Regions from separate parts of the Mus musculus genome. Here all the other regions are linked to region 1. A link is a loop called in an ENCODE intact Hi-C map of the cell type or tissue named here. Cell type or tissue: heart. All regions are shown on one strand. Links, peaks and the distances in the headings refer to the core of each region. The heading gives the core; the rest is flanking DNA.

The links. Hi-C counts contacts between places; a loop is a spot of excess contacts. Peaks named below come from ENCODE experiments on the same cell type or tissue, not always from the same donor. Only the 100,000 strongest peaks of a DNase experiment are listed, where the experiment ranks them.
Region 2: a loop joins it to region 1, with 2.3 times the contacts of the local background. A loop is called at or near these places in 4 of 42 quality-filtered maps.
Region 3: it touches region 1 in a loop (2.3-fold over the local background); 7 of 42 quality-filtered maps call a loop at or near these places.

What each region holds. Positions count from the first base shown.
Region 1 is chr1:151,569,584-151,576,146 of GRCm38, reverse strand. Niban1 (niban apoptosis regulator 1) reads right to left here and starts at 4,774. Exons shown (of 14, transcript NM_022018.3): 1 at 4,563-4,774. The coding sequence starts at 4,617. In heart, for the core only: a CTCF peak has its summit at 3,419; DNase peaks (open chromatin) are centred at 3,026, 3,306 and 4,716; H3K4me3 peaks cover 1,249 bases; H3K27ac peaks cover 1,157 bases; H3K27me3 peaks cover 698 bases.
Region 2 is chr1:151,683,849-151,690,411 of GRCm38, reverse strand. Niban1 (niban apoptosis regulator 1) reads right to left here. Exons shown (of 14, transcript NM_022018.3): 6 at 778-893. Among named protein-coding and RNA genes, the nearest start is that of Gm41969, 50 kb to the left of the region's middle. In heart, for the core only: no CTCF peak of the experiment used is centred there; DNase peaks (open chromatin) are centred at 3,411, 4,371 and 5,741; H3K27ac peaks cover 2,278 bases.
Region 3 is chr1:151,617,285-151,623,847 of GRCm38, reverse strand. All of the region lies in intron 1 of Niban1 (niban apoptosis regulator 1), which reads right to left. Among named protein-coding and RNA genes, the nearest start is that of Niban1, 49 kb to the right of the region's middle. In heart, for the core only: no CTCF peak of the experiment used is centred there; a DNase peak (open chromatin) is centred at 2,917.

The sequences.
Region 1 (6,563 bases), core at 697-5,696:
AACTTGTGAGAGTCAGTTCTCTTCTTCATCAGGTGGACTCTAAGAATCGGAATGAGGGCCTCAGGGAGTGCCTTTCCCAGTGAGCTGTGTCACCAACCCTCAACCCTTCATTCTAAAAAGGAATAAAGTTATTGTTTCAACAAGAAAAAAAAAACATTATAGATATGGTTGTTTGTCTGCTTCATCTAAGGCAGTGGTTCTCAGCCTTCCTTATACTGCAACCGTTTAACACACAGTTCCTCACATTGTGGTGACCCCAACCATGCAATTATTTCATTGCAACTTCATAACTGTAATTTTGTTGCCGTGATAAGTCACAGTGTAAATATATCTGATGTGCAGGACATCTGATGTGCAACCCCCAAAGGGTTTGAGACCCACAGGTTGAGAACTACTGATCTAAAGTTTTAACAATGCCAGTTTTAGGGAGTCTTGTTTTTTTTTTTTTTTTTTTTTTATAAATGACACAAAAAGGGCCAGGAAGATGTCTCAGGGGTAAAGCAGTTGTCACTTAAGCCTGGAGACCTGAGTTCAACCTCTGCAGCCCATGTTAAGGTAAAAAGAGAGGGCCAGCTCTATGCCTTCTGACCTCAGCATGCATGCAAGGACATACCCATCCTCACACATCGCAGGCAAAATAATAATAAAAAGTTTTAATGCTATAAAAAGAGAAGAACATCTTAAGCTGACCACTGACTAAATGAGCTGCATCCCTGATTAAAGGAAAATATAATTCCTTTACACAGAATAATGAAGTAATTGCTAAAGGCTACCAGAGGGCATCATGAGGAGAAGTCAGCCTCCACCCTGCTTATTAATAAATATGCCTCATCATGGGAAGTTATTAGAAGCCCTCTAAGCCATCCGAAAATTAATCCCTTTTAGGCTATTGGGTGATATTTAAAACTGCCACACTCGGAATGAAGTAATTCTATAACACACCTGGCCTTGCTTTACCCGAAGATTGACTGAATTCTAAGAAACAAAAGTCCTGTCAAAACATCCATGCCAAATTTTGAGGCACAAAATCAAATGGTCCTTGTTAAAGGATCAGCCTGAAAGTCAGCATGGTTAGAGTGTTACCCTTCTAGAAGTACAGCCTCTTCAAACAGACACAAAGTCAGCATGGTTAGAGTGTTACCATTCTAGAAGTACAGCCTCTTCAAACAGATACAAAGTCAGCATGGTTAGAGTGTTACCATTCTAGAAGTACAGCCTCTTCAAACAGACACAAAGTCAGCATGGTTAGAGTGTTACCATTCTAGAAGTACAGCCTCTTCAAACAGATACAAAGTCAGCATGGTTAGAGTGTTACCATTCTAGAAGTACAGCCGCTTCAAACAGACACAAAGTCAGCATGGTTAGAGTGTTACCATTCTAGAAGTACAGCCTCTTCAAACAGATACAAAGTCAGCATGGCTTAAAATTTATGGACTAGCAGGGTGTGGTGGCGCATGCCTTTAATCCCAGCACTTGGGAGACAGAGGCAGGCAGATTTCTGAGTTTGAGGCCAGCCTGGTCTACAAAGTGAGTTCCAGGATAGCCAGGGCTATACAGAGAAACCCTGTCTCCAAAAGCCAAAAAAAAAAAAAAAATTATGGACTAGTTATTCCACGTCCTGGCAAAGTATATATCAAGGACCAAAGAAAGTTATTGCTTCAGCAGCAGCTTTCAAATGTATGTTTCACTGTGGCTACTTTATGGGGAGCAGATCGTAAAACTGTATTTAAACTCGACCTTCAAACCTCCAATTGTTTTACTTACAATTAACTCAAAGCTTGAGGATATTTATGGGCTGAAGGATGGGCGGAGGGATAAATGCAGGGGTATGGTTTTATTTAGGGACCTGAAGCTTCAAAACTGCTGGGGAAATCAGAACCCCGTGATCTCTGTTTGCTCATGCAGGAATAATTTCAAGCTCCATGCATTTTTCCAAGGCTCTTTTCCCTTCTGGCGTGCTCAGGGCCGCCAGTCCCGTGAAGCAGAGGCTCATTTTCTCTGGAGGTATTTTAACTCCTTTCTTCCCTCCCCAGCTTACATGCCATGCAAACCCCCTTCCAAATACAGAAAGAGAGAAAACAATCCAAGACTAAGGGATGTAATGACTATAGTTTTACTAACTTAAATACGATTATTGCATCTTCCTTACATAGTGACTTTTGTGTGTCTATCAATGTTGTTTTAGAATAAAGAGGCTAACACTTTTCCTTATTTGAGTACAATACTTGCATCAAATCATAACAAAGGTCATGACCTTGAGGTGTGTGAACCAGGCCTGCAAGGCAGCTCATCACCAACCTTGCCAGGGATCCTGATACTTGTAACTGGCTATGCATCAACTTTCAGTGCTTCTCACTATGCAGTGAAACATCTTATAAACGTCACAAACACAATTTTGCTCACGGGCTAATGCAAGCCCCTTGTTAGTGTTCTGTGTCATCTCTGAGCCCAGCACGGGGGGGGAGGGGGGGGTGAACAGTGAAGAGTAAAATTAGCAGGCTTAGTCTTAAATAAAATCTCCATCTTTTCTCCCTGTGCAGAGGGCCAAGACCACCACTGAGGGACAAGTGACTGAGCTTGTCCCCTCACACTGATAACTCCCTGTCCCGAAGTGAGCAGAAGCAAGAATCTGGAAAATCAATTATAGCTCCTGCCTTGAATCTGCCTTTATATGGCACCCTTTAAAAAGGTTTTGAAACACTATGACTGACAACAAATACAGAATTAATAAATGAATAAATGTATTTCTTTTAGATATAATCTTAAGGGCCAGAAAGGGGCATCAGGAAAAAGTTCACTGTTTCTTCTAAAAAGTTAAAGTAAAACTTGGAGCTTAATACATACTTTTTAAAAATTCACTTTACATCCTATTCACTGGCCCCATCCCAGTCACCCCCTCCCACAATGCTTTCCCCCGAACCCCTCCCCTTCTCCTCTGAGTGGGTGGAGGCCCCCTGGGTACACCCCTACCCTGGCACATAAAGTCTCTTCGAGGCCAGGCACATCCTTTCCCACTGAAGGCAGCCCAGCTAGAAGAACACATCCCATGGGCAGCTTTTGGGATAACCCCCTTCCAGTTGTTTGGGAACCACGTGGAGACCAAACTACACATCTGCTACATATGTGCAGGGAGGCCTAGGTCCAGCCTGTGTATATTCTTTGGCTGGTAGTTCAGTCTCTGAGAACCCTAAGAGTCCAGGTTAGTTGACTCTGTTGGTCTTCCTGTGGAGTTCCTATTCCCTTCAGGGCAGCAATCCTTCCTCCTCTTCTTCTATACGAGTCCCCAAGCCCCATCCACTGTTTGGCTGTGGGTGTCTGCATCTGTATGAGTCAGCTGCTGGTTGGAGCCTCTAAGAGGACAATCATGCTAGACTCCAGTTTGCAAGCATAACAAAGTAAAGGCTGCTCACTCTCTCCCTATCTATTCAGTATAGTACTGCAAGTTCTAGCCAGAGCAATAAGACAGCTAAAAATTATCAAGCGGATACAAATCGGAAAGGAAGAAGTCAAAGTATCGCTATTTTTGGATGATATCATAATATACATAAATGACCCCAAAATCTACCAGAGAACTCCTACAGCTGATAAATTCTGCAAAGTGGCTGCATATAAAATTAACTCAAAGAAATCAGTAGCCCTCCTTTAATACATACTTTTCAAAGTACTTGGGAAGCCAGGAGTGGGGCACTAAATTCATAGCTAGCTGAATGTCTGTGGCTGAGGGCAAGATTAGGGTGGGTGGGGTAAGAACCAAACACAACGAAAGATAAGAACTCTGGATTTCCTGCAGTTTCTGTGCCACCGAGTTTTGGTTTCTTCTGCCTGTCTCTCTCTTACTGAATCACTCCGTAGGTCAAGATCTCCTAAAAAGATGTTTCTCCCCATCTATAGCTTTAACAACTGTTGCAAAAACACTCCGAGCTTCCCCTTTTGTTTTCCTCCCTCTCAGGGGAAGGAAGGGAACCATCCAACCTGAAAAGGTAAAGATTTCATCCTTTCTGCTTCTGATGAAATCGCCCTGCAATTGGTGTGAAGTTCAGGAGAAGGTGTGGCCTGCGCTGCACTTTACAAAACCAGGCCAATATGACCCGGAGGGAAATTCTGATAGCCCAGGAACTCCCCACCACTACCACTAAGGAAATCTCAAAACTCGAGGGGATAACCCCAGTAAACCTCTAACCTTTGGAAATTACTCAGAGCCAAGTACAAACAAGAAAGATGTCTCCCCAGCAGGGAAGGAACAGATTCTGAGGCTGGAGGGGCACAGGGCGGGGGCAGGAGGGGTGGAGTGCGAGGGGGCACCAACAAAGTTCTCTCCAGCCACCCTGGGAGTACCTGCCTCTCACGTGTGTCCTGCATCATCCCGTCCCTACTCTCTACCCCACCTGAGTCGCGGGTGCTTGAAACAGGACACCGGGGCTCCGCTCCCGGAGGCGAGCGCAAGTCTAGGAGCCCAACGCCCGCCGGTAGCACCAGCTAGCCAGTGCTCCCTCGGAAGATCAGCGTGCAGGTGACCAGGCTAGCCCTGGCTCTGCGCCACCCTGCCGCCCTGGCCGCCGTACCTCGGATGTAGGCGCACTTGCCCTCGTCCAGCTGGCTGGAAGCTGAGCCGCCCATGGCCGCGGTGCTGCACGGGAGGCAGAGGACTGACACCAACTGCGCCTGCTGCTTGCCGCTGAAGGTGGATGTGTCAGGGAACTGGCTCTGTAATTAAAGGGCCAACTTCCTTGAGAGGCGTCGCCGGCCCGGGCGCCTCCTCCAGGCCCGCGCCCTCGGAAGATGTGTGGGCTGGCCCGGGGGCTGTCTTCCCGCCCTCGCTGCGCTGGAACCCCGGGGGCTGTCCTAGGAACTCCAGGGAGTAACCATAGTAAAAATACTTTCCTCCTTCTCGAGACTGACTTTTCACCAGTTTGGGGACAGCCCAGACCCATCGTGGAGGGAGTGGAGAGAGCGGACTTCTTCCATGTGACTGTAACTTCTCCCAGATGGAGATTTACAGTCCCACCAGGTGGAGGTCAGGAGCCCTTCCCCTTCCTGTTCTCCAGCCACCTGTCCACAGATCCCCCACTCCCATCCGCATCCCCACCTCCGGAATTCCCTTGCACGGAAGTATGGGAACCTTGGAGAGTCAAAGCTTCTTGTAACCAAGCACTTGGATTTGAGAGATGGGAACTGAAGGGGAAGCAGGGGAGAGAAATGGGAGAAGCCAAGGCCGGTTCCACACACTAAGTAAGCCCTGAACCTGCCTACGACTCCAGGGAGTCTGTCCTGACACCTTAACCTTCAAGTCTTCTTACCACGTGGTTTCTCGTATGCAAGGCCACTATCTCTTCAGCTTGGCCGCCTCAGGCAAGAACACCCTGGGCAGAGGGGTCATCCTGATTTCTTTCTGTTCTTAGTGGCCAGGAGTTTTACAATTCCTATCAACTTAACCAGGCCTAAAGAGGACTTTAAGGCTTCTCCACAGCTGCCTCTAAAGTTAATTCACCAGAACTTTAACACATATTTCTCACAGCTCACACACCGAGTCTCTCGCACCCTGTACACTAGATCATCAGTAAAATCCTGTCGAGTCTAATTTCAAAATATGTCCAACGTCCAGGGAATTCTTACCATCTCCACTGCCCTCGTTTCTCACATTAAGCCTCACAACAGTCTAACCCGGCTCCGGGCTTCAAAGGAAAAGCCAAGGGTCTATTATAGCCTGAGGGGTGGGGGGCTTCCCCTCTCATTTACCAGCGTTTCTGTCTCTGCTCTCTAGGTTCCAGCCCCTGCCCTGCTCGCTCCCCTATGCCAAGGTGAACCACTTGCTCAGTTTTCCTCTCTGGGTGCCTCATTCATTCAACTCTCACAGGCTAACATCTTCAGGCTCATGAACAGAGTGCTGCTAGTAGCATTCCTGGAGCTCTGGGTTTGCACCTCAGCATCTCACAAACAAGGTGTGCCAGTGCGTATCTGCAATTCCTGCACTCTGGGAGGCGAACGAACGCTGGAGGAGTGGGCTACATGGAGAGTCGGAGGCCAGCTTGAGCTACATGAAAAGCAGTATCAAAAAGAGAGAGAGAGAAAAAAAGAAAAAGAAAGGAGGAAGGAAATAAGGAGAATAAAAGGAAAGAAAAAAGAAAAGAGAAGAAAAGCTAACAACACCGAGAGACTTCGCCTGAACCCTCCCTAAACACCAGCCATGGTGGTGTGAGTGTTTACTCCCAGGACTCAGGAGGGACAGGCAGAGGCAGGCGAATCTCTGATTTCAAGGCCAGCCTGGTCTACAGAACAGGTTCCAGGACAGCTAGGGCTACACAGAGAAACAGTCTCAAAACAACAACAAACATACAAACAAACAAACAAAAAACCAACCAAACAAAAAAGTTTAAGGGCCTGCACTCAGTAAAAGCTGGGGTCTCAGTGACTACAGAGTGCTTCTGGGTAGCCACTCAATGATTTAAACCGCTCAGTGTTCAAATCTAAATTTGAGTTTAGAAACGTGACGTCTGATTTATCCTTCTTCTCTCTTTTGTGCAGTCACGGGTGGAAAGATTTGTGTGGAGTAGAATTAACACACT
Region 2 (6,563 bases), core at 1,013-6,012, 110 kb before region 1:
ACACATGCAGGCAAAATACTAATACATTTAAAATAAAAATAAATTAAAGATTTTAAGTGGAGGAAAATACGAAGCAAGTGGCCTAGGCAGGAGATGAAATAACGTTGCTGACTGCATAAGTCACTTAGCTGTTCTGTGCCTCCCAGTTCCCTCGTGCACACTGTCCTTTCCACTCTGCAAGACTGCCAAGACACGCTTAGGGTTTGAACATTACACAATACCACACAGGAACATTTTAATACAGGTCTCTGTATTAAATATCTGTTAAATATTAAGTATGTTGTCTACTTGCTAGGCCAGGCAGTTTATTTCTGTTTCTTATGCTTTGGGTTTTCTTTGGTGCATTAAAGTATTGTAAATATTTCAACTTCTCAAAGTCTTAAATGGATCCACTTCCGCAAACTATCGGACACTAAGAATTGTTTGAAATTCTAAAGTGTTCTCGGGTTGGAAATATACAAGTACATGTGTGGACGTGTAAGAACACACTCGACACAGAGCCCTTTGGCTCATAACCAAAACAACAAAAGACACTCCTAGCATTGTAAACAAACTGCTCTCACAGACTTTGCGACCTAACTAAGCACTGTGGGCTGTCCTCCTGAAGGCCAGGGCTGGTAGTCTTCATGTGAACTATAGCTCATTGACTCAACGCTTTTAGACAGCTCAGGGAAATGCCTTGGAAACCACATCCTCTATTTGTGCAACTTTCATTATATGGCCTTGACCCCTGTCACACAGATGAGAGAGGATCCACAGCTCCGAGGCCCATAGTACCTGGACTTCATCCCCGGTGGTCATTTCCCATGAGCCGTAGTGACCCTTCTCCTGCCGGAAGAACTGCACAGCTTCTAAAAAGGCTTGGGCTTCAAATGTTGTCTGCTTCATGTAATCTAAAAGAAAGAAAAGGGGCACTTCATAAAGACATGTTATTTTGCATTCTTCTGTGGTTCTTCAAGTATGACGGGCCAATTCTCTATCATAAGGCACGAGAACACAGGACAGTAAGCAGGCAGTCTGGTAGGAGCTCATTTGTAAGTGTCTACCACAATGCTTACTCTCCCTCCAAGAATCCCATCACTTACTGAAGGAAGTGGTGGGGACCGTCATTACTTCCCCCTCTCTCCCCCTACACCTCCCTGTTTCTCCCTCCCTGCCTCGCCTCAAACTCTGTCCCTGGGCATCCAAGGACTGCATGCCACCAATAAGAAACCTCTCCTATGAGTCATCTGTTGTGATGCAGCTGAGCCCAAACTAAAGTCCAGTTTCTTTGTGAGCTGATGTCAGCCCTCTCTGTCAAAAGTAGCTAGTGTCTACATAGTCTGCTAATTCATGCGTATGAAAATGGCAATAGCTGGCACATAGCAAGATGCCGTTTATTTAAGGACATCACCCATTTCATTGAGAACTGACAGAAATTCCAGAGGGAAGTATCGTTATCACCTCATCTGACAGATGAGTCTGACAAGGTAGAGAAAGCAGAATTAACTGCCTATGGTCACACAGCTAGTGAGTGGAGGGTCCCGCTGAGAACTGGGTAGGTGTCTGACTCTGCATCCCACCTTGATGAGTTTGTTCCTGCATCTGAGAAATAACACATCACCAGAAAGGAGTGACTGTCTGTATAGTGGTGGGATTTAAGGTTTGGAGACGGCAGCTGGGGCTGAGGAACCTGCCTGGAATTCTGAAAGCCACATTGTGCGTCTTCCTGCCAGGTGGTAGTGGCACACACCTTTAATCCCAGCACTAAGGAGGTAGAGGCAGGCAGATCTCTGTGAGTTCCAGGCCAGCCTGACCTACAAAGCAAGTTCTAGGACAGCCAGGGCTGTTACACAGAGAGATCCTGTCTCGAACCCCTCCTACCCCGCAAAACCAAAACCAAAACCAAAACAAAACAAAACACAAAACCCCCAGAACATTATGTGTCTTCCTTCGTAAAACTAGCTTGTGGCCTTCTTTCTTTAGCTTCAGGTTTGCCGAGGGACTCCTCCTGTAGCCCAGCATCCTGACTACCTAGTGCAGGCTGGCCTAGAACTCACAATCCTGCCCCAGCCTCCTCAGTGGATGAGCCATCGCTCCAGCTAAAGCTAGCTCTCAGAGAAGGAAATGATAACAGAATGATAGAGGTTTCGATGTGGAAAATGAACTCAAAAATAATCTTGGACCCGCAAGATGGTTTAGAAAGCGGTGTTTCTCAACCTTCCTAATGCTGCGACCCTTTAATGCAGTCCCTCATGGTGTGCGACCCCCCCAACCTTAAATTTATTTTTGTTGCTACTTCATAACTGTGATTTTGCCACTGTTATGAACTGTAAGGTAGTTATTTTTGGAGACAGAGGTTTGCAGAGCGGGTCTCGAGCCGCAGTGGAGAACACTAATAAAGGTGTTCACTGGTAACCTTGACGGCCTGAGTTCAATTCCTGGGACTTGCACAGTTGAAAGAAAGAACCAACTCCTGCACGCTGTCCTCTGACCTATGCCATGGCACATACACATTCACACATATACATCCAATAAATCGGCAAATAAATGTAATTTAAAAAAAATCTAACCAGGCACTTTCGGGAGTAGAGCTCACTGTGGTAGAGTGTGCACTTAGCATGCATTGGTCTTAAGTTTGGTAAGTTTCATGCCCAGTAAACACACACACACACACACACACACACACACACACACCTAATCAAATTGTCAAGAAATCCATACCTAGAAAGGGAAAATGAAGGGGTAAACAGCAAGCCTCCACTGCAATAGGGCACACAGCTCTCTTGCTAGAAACTATAATCTACAGATAACTATAATCTACAGATAATTTATAATCTGTGTGTGGGGGCTCTATTAGAATGTAGGCAGCAGGGTCACTGCAGGGAGAGGCGGCATCATAGCTTTAGACCATCAGAATTACTCAGTCAACGTTAAATGGCTGACTGGGCGTAACTTAAGAGAATCAGTCGGCCTTGGCAGGTGACGATCAGCTAGCAGGTTATGGATTACCTCCTTTGAGGTTTTCTAGATTATAAAGCAGCAGGCGCTTAAAAGAGAAAACTCAGTTTCGGGCATAGCGTCTACAAGAGCTAAACACTCTCCATAGTGAGAGTACCAGGAAGCAATCCTAGGACACCTTCCACATTACAGAAGAACTGGCCTCTCATCAACATCGACACAGAGACTTGCTCAAAATGGAAAAAACTGGGAAAATGGCCCGTCCCACAAATCGAGTTTTCTAATTGAAGTATCTTCTTTCGTGTTATTTTTCTTGGCTTGGCAACCCACTCAGTGTTTAACCTCAGAGGATTAGAAAACGAAAATTAAGGTGGTCCTTAAAATTTTTGCTTTCCCCACAGTGTGTTCTCCCCACAGTGGGACTGTGATACGGGGCTCGGCACACTGGGAAGGACTGGACAGGGCGAGATGGAAACTGTAATTACCACGTGGAGATTCCAGATGACTCATGCACTCTTATTTTTAACAGCTGTTTTCATTTCCAATCTACGGAAACAGAGAGGGGAAAAAATGTGACTGTGGATGCGGATGGGGTGGGTATGGCCAGAGCTGCCAGCCAAGGAGCGAGGGTTTCAGTTCCTTGGTGCTTTATGAGCAGTTCAGCTGACCTCAGAAACTGGAGGAGAGAGTTTATATCCTGTCCACAGCCGGCTATGTCTATGTCCAAACAAGCTGGCCTGTGCATGGACAAGTGTAGCACTAAAGATATGGGGTGGGAGGGGGGAAGAAAATAGAATTTGGAGACAATGATATTAGCTTGACAAAAGTCAAAGAAGGGGTGTCAGGAAGTGAGCATGCGATGGTGCAGGAATGAAGAGCCTCGCCTCAGGCAGAGAAGAAAGGGATAAGGAACTAGGCGCCCACAGAAGAAGTCACAGTCAGTCAGCAATGGAATCCGGAGACAGAGAGCTCTCACCATTAGGACAAATGAAATCTTAAATTCCCCTCTTGGATAGTGGGAGACAGATCTAATTTGCCAATCTGTTATTAGATTTTTTTTCAGCTTATAAGCTAATTAAACAAATTGATTTATGGAGAAAAAAAAAAACAAACAAAGAAAAAACTTGGAGAAGAGATGTGCCACAGGGTAAGTTTCTCTGTGAGTGTCTGCTCTGGTGATGAGGAGCAAAACTCAGAAGACCATCGCCAGCTCAGTAAGCAAACAGAATGAAGTCTGCCAAAGACAGAGGAGTGCTGTGCTGAGGTAATCCGACCTCCATTGTTCCTCCTCGGTTGTTTGCAGAGGCAGAGCTGAACTCATTACAGGTGCTTGAGAGAAAGCAGATTACCCGTTACTTCATCAGCATCCTGTGAGGAGGTCTCAGGGGAACACACTGTACCTTCTTAACTACCCTCTCTCCTGCCAATAAGCAATCTGAGGGTTTTTAGTTCGGTGGCCTTCGGGAACTTCCTGCTCTTCCGCAAAGCTTTCCCTCTGCAGGAAGACTTAGGGCAGGTAGCAAGCGGGCCAGAATTTCCTTTTCCCACATGGTCTAACTTAAAGACTCCACAGGGGGCCGGGTGTGCAGGGGAGCAACTGAGGCATCTGTTAAAGCCAGATGGAGAAAATGGGGGGGGGGGAGTTCATGTCTTAGCTGAAGGTCACACAGCTGGCCAGAGTCAGAGCCAAGGGGTGTGTCCTGCGTGGCCTTGGCATTCACGGCTATTTAAACCATAGACTATGAGAATCAGGAGTGATCTCAATGCTCACTGACCGTGAGGTTTTCAGTGTTGAGAACCTTCAGAAGGCCAGCCTTGGCTCAAATAGATCTAGTGACAGAAAGTTCAGAATTTAATGAAATGGTTCTTTTCCATTCCAGAACTACTCTAATTATTTGAAAATTTAAATGTTTACCACTTCTTTTGAGCCACTATGTTTACACACACACACACACACATACACACACCATCCACTTTGTCTCTGAGAGTAAATTAGTTCTCATTACTCCTCTTCCATAGCTGGGCTGATTCCCAGGTACCCACAGAGTGGACTAACTTTCCCTCAACTCCTCTTTAAACAACTTGTTTACCTTTGGATCTTTCTACTTTTACCCTTCTTTTCTCCCCCCCTGATGGGCTCTAAGGTATCACACTCTTCGTCCTAGCACCCACCACAAAACACGTGATACTCTCTGCCCCTTTCTGGTTTCTTCTTTAATGTGGCCACAGCATCCGGGTGACTCACACATTTCTTTTAATCCAATCAAATCCATAAACTTCTTCTCATATGAGATGCTTGCCAACCTAAGCGTCCCCTGACTTGCACTTCTACTTTTGAGATCAGGCCAGCTTTTAAAGCTTATCCCTATTAAGTGGCAACTCGCTGAGACCAGCCCCACCTGACACACCATTTCAAAACTGGAATTCTGCCCCATACCCTCTTTCACCCAAGAGCCAGGAAAACTGCTAGATTTGCCTTCTTTGTGCCTATCCAATTCGCTGGCAAAACGTTCATCAAGTCCAGAGCACAGACAAACCCTGGGAAACTGTAAGCATTTTAGCAGGCATGTGGGAGACACATTGTAGCTATTCATTCAACACTCTATCCCCAGGGCCAGGAAATGTCTAGGAATGCTCTGTTCTCCTTGGTCTCTCCCAGGTCCTCATCTCTGCAGCTGCGTGGAAAACTCATATTTGAGAGAGATGATTAAGGATTTTTGCAAGGGAAGCTTTGCTTTCCTAGGCCTCTCGGGGACAGTTATTCGGGGGGCCAGCCAGAGAGACATCGTTTTTTGTTTTTTTCCACTTGTGCAGATTTATAACATGCCTGAGCTAACCAAAGCCCCAAAGCTCCCAGGCCTGTGGAGTCAGTGTATACTGTGACTCTGGCTGCCGTGCCAGATCTAGGTTTGGAAGTGCCTTGTAATTCTGTTTTATGGATAACCTCTACCAAGCCCTGTCAGCTGATCTGCAGAGCGATTTGGGCAAGTTATATAACAGCATTCCTCCCCTCCCCGGGCTTCTGCGGTTTCTTACCACAGACTCTCCTAACCCTTCCCCAGTTCCAGTTCACAGCGCCCTCCCGGGGAAGCCATTGAGGATGCTCGTCCTAGGGTTTAATCTAGAATAAGGAAGACAGGGCGCGCAGTGAAGGTGACCGAGGTCAATTGAGTCACTACTGTGGATTAGAAACCATCTCATAAAATCTCCACATTGCAAAAGACTAGGGACAGAGCTTCAGGGGTAGATTATGGTCAAGCAAGACCCAGATACCTCGGGACCCTTTTCTAACACTTTATGGTTTAATGTTTCAAAACTACTTTATAAAAACTAATCAACTAGAACAGGGGCTATCCCAAAAGCCATTGCCTGTATGTAGGATATATTCTACTAGCTGGGCTGCCTTGTCTGGCCTCAGTAGGAGAGGAAGCCTCGCACAGACTTGAAGTACCAGGGTGGGGGTAGGGGAAAACCTAGGGGGTCCTCCCACAGGCTCAGAGAAGAAGGGGAGGGGAGATGAGGGAAGGATTGTGGGAGGGGGTGACCAGGAGGTAGGCTGTGAGCAGGATGCAAAGTGAATAAATAAAACACTAAAATTAAATTAAAAAATATTATATTCAAAA
Region 3 (6,563 bases), core at 877-5,876, 48 kb before region 1:
TCATCACTTAAAATATTGTTTCTTGGGCTGATGAGATAGCTCATTGGTAAAGGCACTTGCTTCCAAGACTGACAACTTGAGATGTATCTCAGAGACCCACATGGTAGGACCAGAAAAGAGCCACCAGTTGTCCTCTGACCTCCATAAGCATAAAGGCACAAGGTTGTATGGACACACACACTAAATTAGTACATAAATAAATACACTTGTATGTATTGAAAGTTTGGAGTACACGAAGGGCTATCTGGATATGGAAAAGGGAATTGCTATTTCTACATGGCAAAGAGTAACATTTAAAAATAGTCACCCTTACTGGGTGGTGGTGGCACACAACTTTGATCTCAGCACCCAAGATCCAGAGGCAGGCAGATCTATATGAGTTCAAGGCCAGAGTGGTCTACAGAGAGTTCCAGGACAGCCAGGGCTGCACAGAGAAACCCTGTCCCAAAAAGCAAAAACAAACAAGTAAATCACCTTTGGGAATAGGTGAGGCTTTATGGGTGGGTGCAGAAAAGGGGTGTATTCCTTTTGTGACTTTCTATGCACCAGAATTCTGGCTGTCATCTGTTTGCCTTCCCCTGAGTTCCCCTAGATGCTTCACCGAGTCTGTCTCTGTGAACCCATGGAGCTTGGGCACTGAGACCCAAATGAGAGGCTCCTGAAGGTTTCAAATGCAACAGAAAAGGGCTGGTTCCTTCTTATCACAGGGCAGAGCCTCAGCCTTCCCTCGGAGCAGATTCCATTCCTGCTGACAGAACTGGGCTTACAGTGTCACCAGAATCTACTTGAGAAAGCTGCAGGTCCAAACACTATTAATTTGATTCCACCACTGATTGGTAATACGACCTTAAGCAAGTTATTTTATCTCTAGAACACATTTTTGCAGATGTGGAAGCCATCTGCTCATCTGCTTTGCTAAAGGGAATATAATGGCATCCTTTCAGAACACATGAAGGTCTCCAGATAAAGGACGCAAACATTACAAGGCAATTACTTACAGATGAAGAACTGTCCAGGTTATAAATGTGCTGCCTAATAGCGCTATTGTCTGTGAAGCAGGTTAACATATCTTTCATCTCATCAGCTACTTGTCTGAGATTGATACTCTAACTTAGTTTTAATTAACTTTCATCTTAACAGTCTTTGGAAAAACCTTCATGTTTTCATCTTAAGATGAGTCCAGGGAGACTCTGAAGATACAGCCAGTTTGGTGTCATCAATAGCACTATAGTGAATCACAGAAATGGACATTTGTAAGCATTAGTAAGACGCCTGAATATATACATACCAGGGAGGGAGGGAAAGGTCAGGCCTCTGACCTAACACACCAGCTCGTAACGTCCACTATCCCCTTCAAAACTTTAAAGAAAGAGAAGCACTCTGGTACTCCAGGGAGTGTGTCTGTGTCTCTGTGTGTGTTGACGTGGGGTGAGGTCATGTCCCATGCTCCAACTAGGCCCCTTTGTTTTGTGTGTGTGCATGCATGTGCCATAGCACACCTTTGGAGATCAGAGGACAACTTAAGGAAGTTAGTTCTCTCCTTCCATCACCTGGGTTTTGAACTCAGTTTGTCAGGCCTAGAGGCAAGAATGTTTGTCCACTGGGCCATCTTTCTTTGCCCTGCGAATTATTTTTTAAATCAGATGAGTTAAACTAGGGATGGGAGGTAAGAGAAAAATTGCAAATGTGTAGCTATGCCATGGAGATGTAAAAGACAGATAGCTGTTAGGAGAAGATCCACGCCCTTTACAGTCAGTAGTTAGCAGTATAAAATTGAGGGAAACGTCAACAGGGTTAAAGGGTGGTTTGGGACACATGGCCTCCATTCTAGTCTGTTCCTGAGCCTGCTATTGCTTTGGGGTCTATTGCACACCATGCATGAGAATGCCAAGGCTTCAGAAGTCCGTGGGCATCCATGCTTCACAGATGGCTTCCTTAAGGGATTAAAATTGGACTCTCTCAGAGTTCATGAAACTCCCCGGCAGAGGATGCAGACAAGGCAAGAAAAGCAACCACTGCAGAAACGTTCAGTGTTAATGAATGTTTCCGTGGTCCTTCTCATCCGGAGAGCTGATCCGACAATATAAGTCAATACTACTGGGCCTGCTTATAGCAGATACCTAACAGAAAGTTGCGCAAATTATTTACATGCAAATATAATAAATAAATAAATAAATAAATAAATAAATAAATAAATAAATAACGTGGGTTAGGAACATCATTCAAGCTTTGCATTTAAAATTTTTAATTTATTTAATTGCAGCATTTACACAATACTATTGGTCTAACTATAAATGTTTGATTCTGGTTTGCTACTATAGTAAATGGAGAACAAGATAAGTGCATACAAAATATAAAATGGCACATTAAACTCCATATGTGTGAGTATGTGTGTATTGAAGGTCTTATTTTTTTTAAAAAAAGCAAACTATACAACTATCAGGATAAGGCTGAAGGCTGACATTTAACCCAACAGAAAATATGCATTTCATATTTATAAATGTCACAGAAAGTGATAGCAACTCTTTCTCCTTCAGAGTTTGTTGGTTACTAGCTGGTTTGTTTGCAATTCGATTAGGGTTTTGTTTCTGAAACAGTTTCTTACTATACGGTCCACACTGGCCTTGCGCACACAGTGATTTTTCTGCCTCAGCCTCCTGAGTGTGTTCGATTACAGCCACGATCCCTCTCCCATCCCCACCCCACACACATCCACTGGCTTATCTTTTAGTACCTTGGTCAAAAATTAACTCCAGCCTTCTTACCTAAGCTAATTACATTTGTTGCATTCTTTCCCAGTCTGTAGCCCTGCATCAAACTATCTGCCTGTTTTCCTCACAACTTCTGGTGAGCTTCCCAGCTACACAGGAAACTGTGGCCAAAGAATGATCTCAGCCTTGGCTGGTCAGTCACTACCTATGAAACCTTTTCTGTCCCCAGTGCCACTTCCACTTTTCAGGGTGGCATCACTTCATCTTCACAAGTGTCCTCAGCCCCATAAGGAGTCTCTCTTCTCTTTCAGAAAACTTCCCCATTTTTTAAGGAAATCAAGGTTTCATTTCTCTCCTATCTGGCTCCAAGTTCATCTCACAGTCCACTCTCTACTTTCTTCCTTCTTGTGTGACTAAGAAGGAAACACCCTATATTGATCATCTCTGTCTTGGATCATCATTCTCAAACTATTTTCCTCAAGTCCTGAAGGAAAATAGAGCAAAGCAAAACTCAGTCTTCCCTCCCAGTCAGTCATGGCCCTTTTCTTCTTTCCTAAGTCAACCTCTTGATACAGTACTTCCAAAACACCCCTTCCCACATCCACCACTTCTCTACCAACCACTCTTGCCCTGAGAAACACAGGGGTCATTGATCAGGTTGCACAACCAAAATGGACCTTACATTGACTGCTGCTCCACGCTCTCTAAAACCCTCCTGTGTGTGTCAGCCTCTCTCTTGCCTAAGTAATTCCACACGAAGCCAGTCCTTGAGAAACTTCAAAAACTGTTCTCCAACACAGTGAAAAGATTCATCATCGCCTGAGTGTGTGCAGTGGGAACCTAAATTATTTTCCTTTATTCTCCACCTTCCTTCCAGGGGCTGTACTCAGCATGTGACCTCAGCTATGTCTCTGAAATGCAGCTACAAGTATTCAGAACAGACCCTCATCTATTCCAAGAGAAGCTACATCAGTGAGCTCCTGCCCCCCACCTGCCTCTATTCATGCCCCCTTCAAATCTGATCTTCAAGTTGGGCACAGGGCTTCCTGCAAAGGTGGAGGCAAGAGGATTGCAGCATAGACTTAAGGTCATCTTGGGTTGTATATGAGTTCCAGGCCAGCCTGCTCTTCAGAGAGACACCTGACTCAAACAACCGAACTAACTAAATCTGACCTTCATCCACCAGCAGAGGCGACATGCCATACAGTGGATATTGTCATGTCCCTCTTCTGGTCAATATCACCTTGAACTTCTTTAATTCGGCCTCAGCTCTTATCTCTAGCTCCTCCGCTATGCACAGAGCACCTGAATACCGATGATGTCATCTTCCTTGGATATTCTGGCAACATCACCTTGATCTTGGCTTTTAAGCACAATGAGACTCTGAACTGCTGATACTGTCTACTTTCCTGGAACTCACAGATGCAGACAACCCTCAGCTTATCTTAAAAATCAAATTGGAAATCTGCCTAGAAGGCTCTGCTGAGTGACTCCCCGTCATCCGTCACTTGAATTGACGTAAAAGGCTCCCAGTCCTATACGTCTGTATTCACACAGCCCTTCGCCTAAATCCCCAGTGGATCTGTTTCTACAGTGCAGCTGATGTCATGCTTAGGTGCCCTCTCTCTCTAGTACAGTAGCTCACTGAAAATGCCTTCCTCTTGTTGGTTCCTAGGAACAAGAGGTCAGCACAGGGCACATAAATAAGACTTCATAAATATTTGCTGGTTTGCCAGTTAGACATTAGCTGTACGTCACGTACACTCTCCCTGCACACCGTCCCAGACTTTGGAGTCCCTCCAAAGGACTCCAGAGAAAGCAAATGAAGAGCTAATTTTCCACACAAACAGAACATACCTGTCACTAACTTAGAACGCATGCCTCTGAAATTCCCTAGGAGACCCCATTTGAAAACTGTTCTGAGTTCCATGTGATAGGCATTTATTCTCCCTTCATTGGGGAACCAGAGTTTTCAAATATATAGTAATTTGTCAAAAGGCCTGACCTAAAGAAATGTGTTTAATTATGCGGTAACATAGCATGAGATAAACTGGGGAAAGATGACCCATAACATGAGTGTTTTAAAATCCTGGACAAAAAGGATCGGCCTGAGGTGTGTGTGAATCAGGCTAAGCTGCTGGCAGCACCTGGGGCTAAGGAGAGGTGAGGTGAGGTGAACAGTTCTCTTCCTTTTTGCTCAATCCCTGCTAAAGCTCACACTTCCTCTGGGAGTAGCACAGGAAGCATCCAAACGGCACTTTTACAAAGGGGGTTTTCAAGGTGAATCTTCCATAGGAGCAGGCTCACGCGGCACAAAAAGACCAAGTTGATTTAATCCAGCTCAGTGTGAGGCAGAAAAAGTCAACTGTAAGCAGTCTGGATACCAGAAGTTAGGTACTTACTGGAAAGAAAGATAAGACTCAAATTTACTTTGGAAATAATTTACAGAGAGAGAGAGAGAGAGGGAGGGAGGGAGGGAGGGAGGGAGGGAGGGAGAGAGAGAGAGAGAGAGAGAGAGAGAGAGAGAGAGAGAGAGAGAGAGAATCCCTTGAGAAGAAGAGAGTGGCTGTCTCATACTGGCCTTGGCTGGTTTTCATGGGGGACCTCTGTGGTACTTGTCTGGGTAAGGGGATCAGGTGAAGAAAGGCTGTTTGCCCATCACCTCCCCGGGAAGCAGGCTCTGTAAACATCCTCAGTACTGGGTAATTCCTTCTGAGTCACCGGTTCTTCAACCATTTCCATATAAGTAACTAATGTACAAACCACGAATAATAACCCAAATAAAGGTTCACCCCACATACTCAAAAACAACTGGTAGATTGAAGGAAATGTTCTTACAAGGAAAAAATGGTGAAAAAGCCTTTTCTCATTCAGGCACCTAGGCACAGAAAGCAAAAATATATAGCTTTGATGCTAAGATTTTACCCACCTTCAAATTAATTTACCCAAAATTGTTCCTGTCTAAAGGAAATTCAAGGACAAAAATGGAGCAGAGACTGAAGGAATGGTCGACTAGTGACCAGCTCACCTTGGGATCTATCTCATGGGTGGGCACCAAACCCTGACACTATTTACTACTGATGCTATGTTGTGCTTGCAGACAGGAGCCTAGCATGGCTGTCCTCTGAGAGGCTCCACCAGCAGCTGCCTGAGACAGATGCAGATGCTTACAGCCAACCATTGGACAGAGATCGGTGACCCCTATGGAAGAGTTAGGGAAAGGACTGAAGGAACTGTAGAGGCTGGCAGCGTCCCCATAGGAAGATCAACAGTTTGGAAGTCAACAACATAGGAAGTCAACTAACCCAGACCCCTGGAAGCTTCCAGGAACAGAAACTAAGCCACCAACCAAGGAGCATTCATGAGATGGTCCAAAGCCCCAGGACATGTGTAACAGAGGGCTACCTTGTCTGGCCTTAGTGGGATAGAATTGCCTAATCCTATAGAGACTTGATGCCTCAGAGGAGGGGGGTTTGGGGGGAGAGGTAACTTTTCAAGGGTGAAGGGGGGTGAGGGAAAGAACTCTGGGAGATAGGACCAAGAAGGGCAGCAACATTTGGGATGCAAATAAATAAAATAATTAATAATCAATAAAAGAAAAAAATGTTAAGTAAGTCATGCCGACCAAAGTAAGGGAAATGAGTGGGAAGGGAATGAGGCAAATGATAAAAAGGAAGTGGGTTTGAGTTTTCACCCATGGAGCATCGGGACTAGGACACTGCAATGTGCAACATGGAGGACCAAAGGTCTTAAGAACAAAACTCAGAGCCTGTGAGTGGCTGATCACAGCGACATTAAGTGCATCCCAGTTAGCCTTTTGTGGCCCTATGAAAAGGCCAAAAGAAAGTAACC